Regions from separate parts of the Homo sapiens genome. Here region 1 is linked to region 2. A link is a contact called in ENCODE Hi-C data. All regions are on one chromosome and are shown on one strand. The core of a region is the stretch at or near the end of the contact, and the rest is flanking DNA. Distances in the headings are between cores, read along the strand shown. Region 1 holds the start of RAP2C-AS1 (RAP2C antisense RNA 1). Region 2 holds the start of INTS6L-AS1 (INTS6L antisense RNA 1).

The links. Hi-C counts contacts between places; a loop is a spot of excess contacts on that map. Pooled maps may share reads with other maps.
Region 1: a map of CD8-positive, alpha-beta T cell shows a loop between it and region 2 (10-fold over the local background). The contact joins the promoter of RAP2C-AS1 here to the promoter of INTS6L-AS1 in region 2. A Hi-C loop is called at or near these places in 2 of 168 maps with a recorded cell type or tissue (CD8-positive, alpha-beta T cell and naive thymus-derived CD4-positive, alpha-beta T cell), 2 of 37 single-sample maps with no recorded cell type and 12 of 50 pooled maps.

Annotation. Positions count from the first base shown.
Region 1 is chrX:132,217,174-132,219,873 of GRCh38, forward strand. RAP2C-AS1 (RAP2C antisense RNA 1) reads left to right here and starts at 1,334. Exons shown (of 3, transcript NR_110410.1): 1 at 1,334-1,664. It overlaps RAP2C (RAP2C, member of RAS oncogene family), which reads right to left and starts at 2,274. Exons shown (of 6, transcript NM_001271186.2): 1 at 2,197-2,274; 2 at 1,059-1,168; 3 at 743-839; 4 at 1-633. The coding sequence starts at 95. RefSeq lists silencers at 264-703, 714-763 and enhancers at 2,196-2,265, 2,596-2,645.
Region 2 is chrX:135,519,326-135,522,025 of GRCh38, forward strand. INTS6L-AS1 (INTS6L antisense RNA 1) reads right to left here and starts at 1,349. Exons shown (of 2, transcript NR_046740.1): 1 at 1,242-1,349; 2 at 758-1,047. It overlaps INTS6L (integrator complex subunit 6 like), which reads left to right and starts at 1,335. Exons shown (of 18, transcript NM_001351601.3): 1 at 1,335-1,778; 2 at 1,916-1,993. The coding sequence starts at 1,668. RefSeq lists enhancers at 1,489-1,568, 1,599-1,658 and silencers at 1,909-2,178, 2,239-2,438.

The DNA.
Region 1 (2,700 bases), core at 84-2,583, 3.3 Mb before region 2:
TATTTCTCAATGAAAGTCCCAGTGACAAACTGCACAGTAAGGGCAGATTTGCCAACCCCTCCACTCCCTAACACCACTACCTTGTATTCCCTCATGAGTCTCACCTTCACCAACTCCTACCAGAGGGGGGGAAAGATCACCCCGCTAGCTGTGGCGCGGCTAGACGAGGCGGAAGGTGGGCGGAAATCTGCGAACTGGGGAGGAGAGTGCAGAGGAGCAGAGGGCCCAACCGGGGAAGAAGAGGAAGTTACAGGAGGGGGAGGGGAAAGAGCGTAGAGTCGGGGAGGGTGGGGAAGGGATGGTAATGCCCTTCCTATAGGAACTGCAGCCCGAGCAGGGGGCGTGGGGAGGAGGGCGAGCCTGGGAAAAGCCCGGCGAGGGTGGCGAGGAGGCGCGTGCCCCCGGGAGGGAAAGGGTGGGGGCTGCGGCGAGGGGACCCTGCGGCGAGGCGGACGTCGGAGGAGCCCGCAGCCCGGGGCTGCCCGGCACTCCTCCCCCGCCCTTCACACAAAGGGGCCCAGGGACCCCGCTTCCTGCTCGCGCAGCCCAGCCGGCTCAGGCCTGAGGGCTCCGTTCCAGTTACCGCTGCCCGGGCGGGTTTCTGGGCCCCGGCTCCCGCGGGGGTCGTCCGGCCTGTGAAGGGGAGAAGGACGCACATTACCCGGCTGACCCCCGCCCCGAACCTGCGGCGCCGGCCGCCGCCTCCCCCAACTCCCACCCGGATCAAGCTACTGCCGCTTACCCCGCCGTCCGCACCCGCCCGGCCGCCGGGGAGGCTCTGTCACGCCAAGGCCATGGCCACCCGCTGGCTCCTCTGTCTCTCCGCTGCCCCAGCGCTGCTGCTCGCCGCGGGGAAAGAAGCGGGGGCCTTCCGCGGCGGCCGCAGGGACTCCAGGCGAACCCACCTCTTTTTTTTCTCACCCACCCCCCACCCCCACCCCCACCCCCACCCCCACCCCCACCAAGCACACACCCGGAAGGGTTTCCCTGACACACTGGCTGAGGTGCCCCAGTTCCCCGAGACTGGACGGGATCACTTCCGGTGGGGAAAGTCCCACCTCTTCGGGGCGAGCCGGGTGGCGCTGGAGCCGCGCCCTGCTGAGCGAGCGAGCCGGCCGGGGACGGTTTCGGGTCGGGACTCCGGCTTCGGGAACGGGCCTCTGGAAACCTGCGACGTCAGTCCTTACCCGCCCGCGGCTGCCGCGGACCGTCCCACCCCCAAACCCGTAGAAGCCCCTCCGACCTGCAACCTCCAGCCGCCCGGCCCTAGGACTTGAGCGGCTCCCTGGCCGGTGCGGAACCTGCGGGCTAATAATCTAGCGACCGGGAGAACGCCAAACATCCCTGGACTAGAAGTTGCAGGGGAAATCAAACAGCCCAGAAAGTTTATTCTCCTTGCTGGTATTTCTTCCACTTGCTATTTTGCTGAGAGATGCATGCAAACTACCCTTAGACTTTCAGATGCAGTGCGTTTTACTTAGCCGTGCCTGACAAACACACAGAACTTTTACCGTCTGGTAGATCCGCCTTGACTTTACCAGCGAATACTAAAGTCACTTAAAAAAAAATCACAAGGCTCGAAAACAGCAGCATTAGAAGTAGACTTTATGGTACTCTGCTCAGCTATGTTCTCATTTGATTCCAACCACTACACGGCAGAAAAGGTAACCAATATTCAAGAAAGATTTGATTGGAAACGGTTTAGGCCTAAAGACTAATTTATTTTAATCGTTGATTATGTATAACAATTTGCTTGGCTGGCTCTTACATGCTGAAGTTTTGTTTTAAAGGCCATCCTATGTAGTCTTTGAAATTCAAAAGCAAGTAGTAACTCTGGTGTTAGATTCTAAGTTTCTATTTTTAGATAAAATTGTTACTTCCGACTATCTTTCCCTTTGCTAGCTTTCTATTTGTAAACTTTGTGTCGGATCCACAGAGCCCCAGGGCCAGGAGTCTAGGCTGTATTTTAGGTGTGTCACTTTCTTTTCAATTCAAGCATGTACCCAGAAACCTGCGAGACTCAGTGGCCAGCCTAGCAAAAATGACTCCAAATTCCCTTACTTACAAGCCCTAAATGGCCAAACTCTATAAAGAGATTTATTACTCAGCCTAAATTGTTGGACATTAGAACACAGGCGAATCATAGTAGTGTGAGGTCCCACTGTCCCTCCCTGAGTATTCCCCAATGTCACTTACAGTCTTCAAAGGAGAGTTTAGTTCAATTTCTCCTTGACCTCAGGCCGGTGCCATCTCTCCAGCGAAGTCCCCAGCTCTGGCTCCAGCTGGCCTGGGCCCTGTGTCGTATCAGAGGCACTGCCCTCTGCTGGAAGGGGTTTGGTCTGTGAGTTATGAGTTTCCCCACAGGTCACTGCTCCTTTCACACGTGCTGTTGCCTGATTTGGAGCTCTGCTGCTCATCTCCCTGCCTAGCTGTCTCCAGACTGTCTGGTGGGATTCACAGCCCTCCACCAGCCGTGCTTGTAACTGAGTCTGGAAATTCCTCTTCTGATCCAGCCAGTGTTGAGCAATCGTGGCAAGTCTTTGCTCTATTACTAAACTGTCAAAGCAAGGAGTTCTTTTTCAGGTCATCCCACCTGTTGGCAATTCTAATATCTCTGAATGTGTTGGTCATGCTTAGGAGAGAGTTCTTTGTTTCTCCACGCAGTGAAACATACTCCTCCCCTCAGTACAGCGTCCTGTG
Region 2 (2,700 bases), core at 99-2,598:
GGCTGGTCTCAAACTCCTGCCCTCAAATGATCCACCCACCTCGGCCTCCCAAAGTGCTGGAATTACAGGCATGAGCCACTGCGCCTGGCCAAAATATATAAAATATTATGTATGTATATGTCATCATCTCTCCTCAATGAAACTGCAAACTCATTGAAGTCCTGGATTCCACATTGTCAATAGTAATTGCCAGGAATACACAAGTCCAATTTTTAAAATTGTGTCATATGAAGTAGTCAATCAAGTGTGGTTGGCCACTTACTGAGTCTCTTCACAGAGCCAGACCTGAGAGTATCCGTAATTGTTACCCTAACCTCAGGGAGCTGCATTTTCCTCTACTGAAAATTGAATACAATGCCATCTGCCATAATTAATTCAAAGATTAAACAAGGCTACCGTGGGTGCCTGGCTCTTCATAGGCACTCAATAAATGTGAGTTGAGAGCCTGCCCCTGTGGTCCCAGCTACTTGAGAGGCTGAGATGGGAGGATCGCTTAAGCCCAGGAGCTGGACGCTGCAGGCAGCTATGATGGGGCCACTGCACTCCAGCCTGGGCGATCAAGCGAGATCCTCTTTATTTATTTATAAAAATAAATAAATAAATAAATATGTGAGTTGAATCACAATCTAGGTTTGCAAACCTCCATGTGTAAAGGCTGCGCAGAGGGAACAGTGGTGGAATTATCACAGGCAGGCCAATGTTTCAAAGAGCTTAGTGAAACTGAAGAAGCTTGTGCATACAAAAGGCCAGTTTAGGTAACTGTAACTGTGTTTAAGCTTTAGTTTCCTTTCTAAGTAGATATATGTGGAATGCAAGGCCAGCAACCAACTCACAAATACTGATCAAGACGGGGGAGGGATCTAAAGGAATGTGAGTACGTCCTGCCAGGAAAGAAGTTTGCTGCTTCTGAAATATTTTCGTCTTCGCCACTGGCAGGATTGATCGATTGCAGTTAGCGAAGAATTTTCTGTGCAAACTGTCCAAGCATCTGCTTCTGTACTTCTGTACAACTGTTGCTCAAATTCACTCTTCTTTTCGAATCACCATCTTTGAAGAGAGACAGAAAAATCCATTTAAACCACCCGAACTAATCATTCGAACTGCTTCCAAGTCCTTTAAAGGAGAATCCTAGCGAGGGTCCGTAACACTTCCCCTTACCCTCTGCCTGGGTTCAAACTTCAACTCCCAGGGTTCGCCCAAGTCCCTCCCCTAGTCCTGTCATCTAATGAATATGCAAATACCACATAATTGGCAGCCAATGGCATGGGTTCTGGTCACATGGTGCCGATGGTAGGTGAGCAGACAGAAGTTGTCAGTGAACAGAGACGGCGCTCAGTCTGGGGCGAGCGCTCTAGTGAGCGCGGACGGATGCTTAGGCAGTAGTCCTGGCAGCGGCAGTAGTGGTGGCAGCAGAAGAGAGGAAGGGGGAGGGCCCCGAGGGCTACACACGCTCACACTTTCAAGTTCCCTTGGAGGGAGAGGAGGTGGGGCTGCAGAAAGAGGAGGCCAGGAGCGGTCCCATCCGTCCCGTCCCGTCCCGTCTCCCCCTCTTCCTCTTGCTCCTTGCTCCCCGGCTCTGCGAGAGTTGAGGGTTCAGGTGGCCGTACGCGGCAGTGAGGGCAAGAGGGCCGGGAGAGTGGGGAGCGGAGGCAGGAGTGCGGGGGAAGATGCCCATCCTGCTGTTCCTCATAGACACGTCCGCCTCTATGAACCAGCGCACTGACCTGGGCACCTCTTATTTGGACATTGCCAAAGGCGCTGTGGAGTTATTCTTGAAGGTAAAGGGAGGGGAGGGGAGAGATGGGGAGAGCTCCCGAGGGATTTCAGGGTGTGGATTGAGGTGCTTCTGTAACGTTTGTATCGCCCTCCCCCCTCCTTTCCTACGCGACCCCCTCCGTCATCCCTTGCCCCGCAGCTGCGCGCCCGGGACCCGGCCAGCCGTGGAGACAGGTACATGCTGGTCACCTACGACGAACCCCCGTACTGCATCAAGGTAAAGGGGCTACGGGTGGGGGGACAGGCGGGAAGCGGGAGCAAGTCGGCGGGGGCTGCTTACCCCCCTGCCCCCGCCTAAGGCGGTCCTGCGTCGCCCGGCGGGGCGGGCGGCGAGGGGGTGCGCAGAGGGCGGGCGGAGTGGTGCCGTCGGCGGCTTCGGAGTAGCTGTCGCGCCTGGGGTCGGGGAGAGGGGACCGGGGAGGAGCAGCCCCGGGGAGAAACCGCAGGAGGGCCGAGCTCGTGGCGCGACAACCGCAGCCGCCTCGGAACATGGCGGACATTTTGCTTTTGTATGAGCCTGCGAGAGGGAGACTGAGGGCGCTGCTGAGATGGAAAGGAGGGAGGGGAGGGAGGAGCGGGGAAGGAGGGCCCGAAACCCGGAGGGAGGCTGCGAGGCGGGCCCGCCCCTTCGAGGCGCACCGCGCGAGGGTCGCCGCGCGGGGGGCCGGACGGAGCCTGCGACTCCGCCCCGAGGTCCTGCCGGCCGGGCGCGCGGGCTTTCCCGGAGCCTGGGCTCCTCCTCTGGCCCCTCCTTCCTCCCCCGGTCTTCCTCCCCCTCCTTGGGCTCTTCGCTGCATCTCCTCCTTCTCCCCCTCTTCCTCCTGGTCCCCTCCCCTTCCTGCTGAGAGCGTGGCAGAGCCAGCCGCCGGCCTTCAAAGACTAGACAACCGCCTTTGCACTCGTTGGCCTCTCACCACCCCCGCG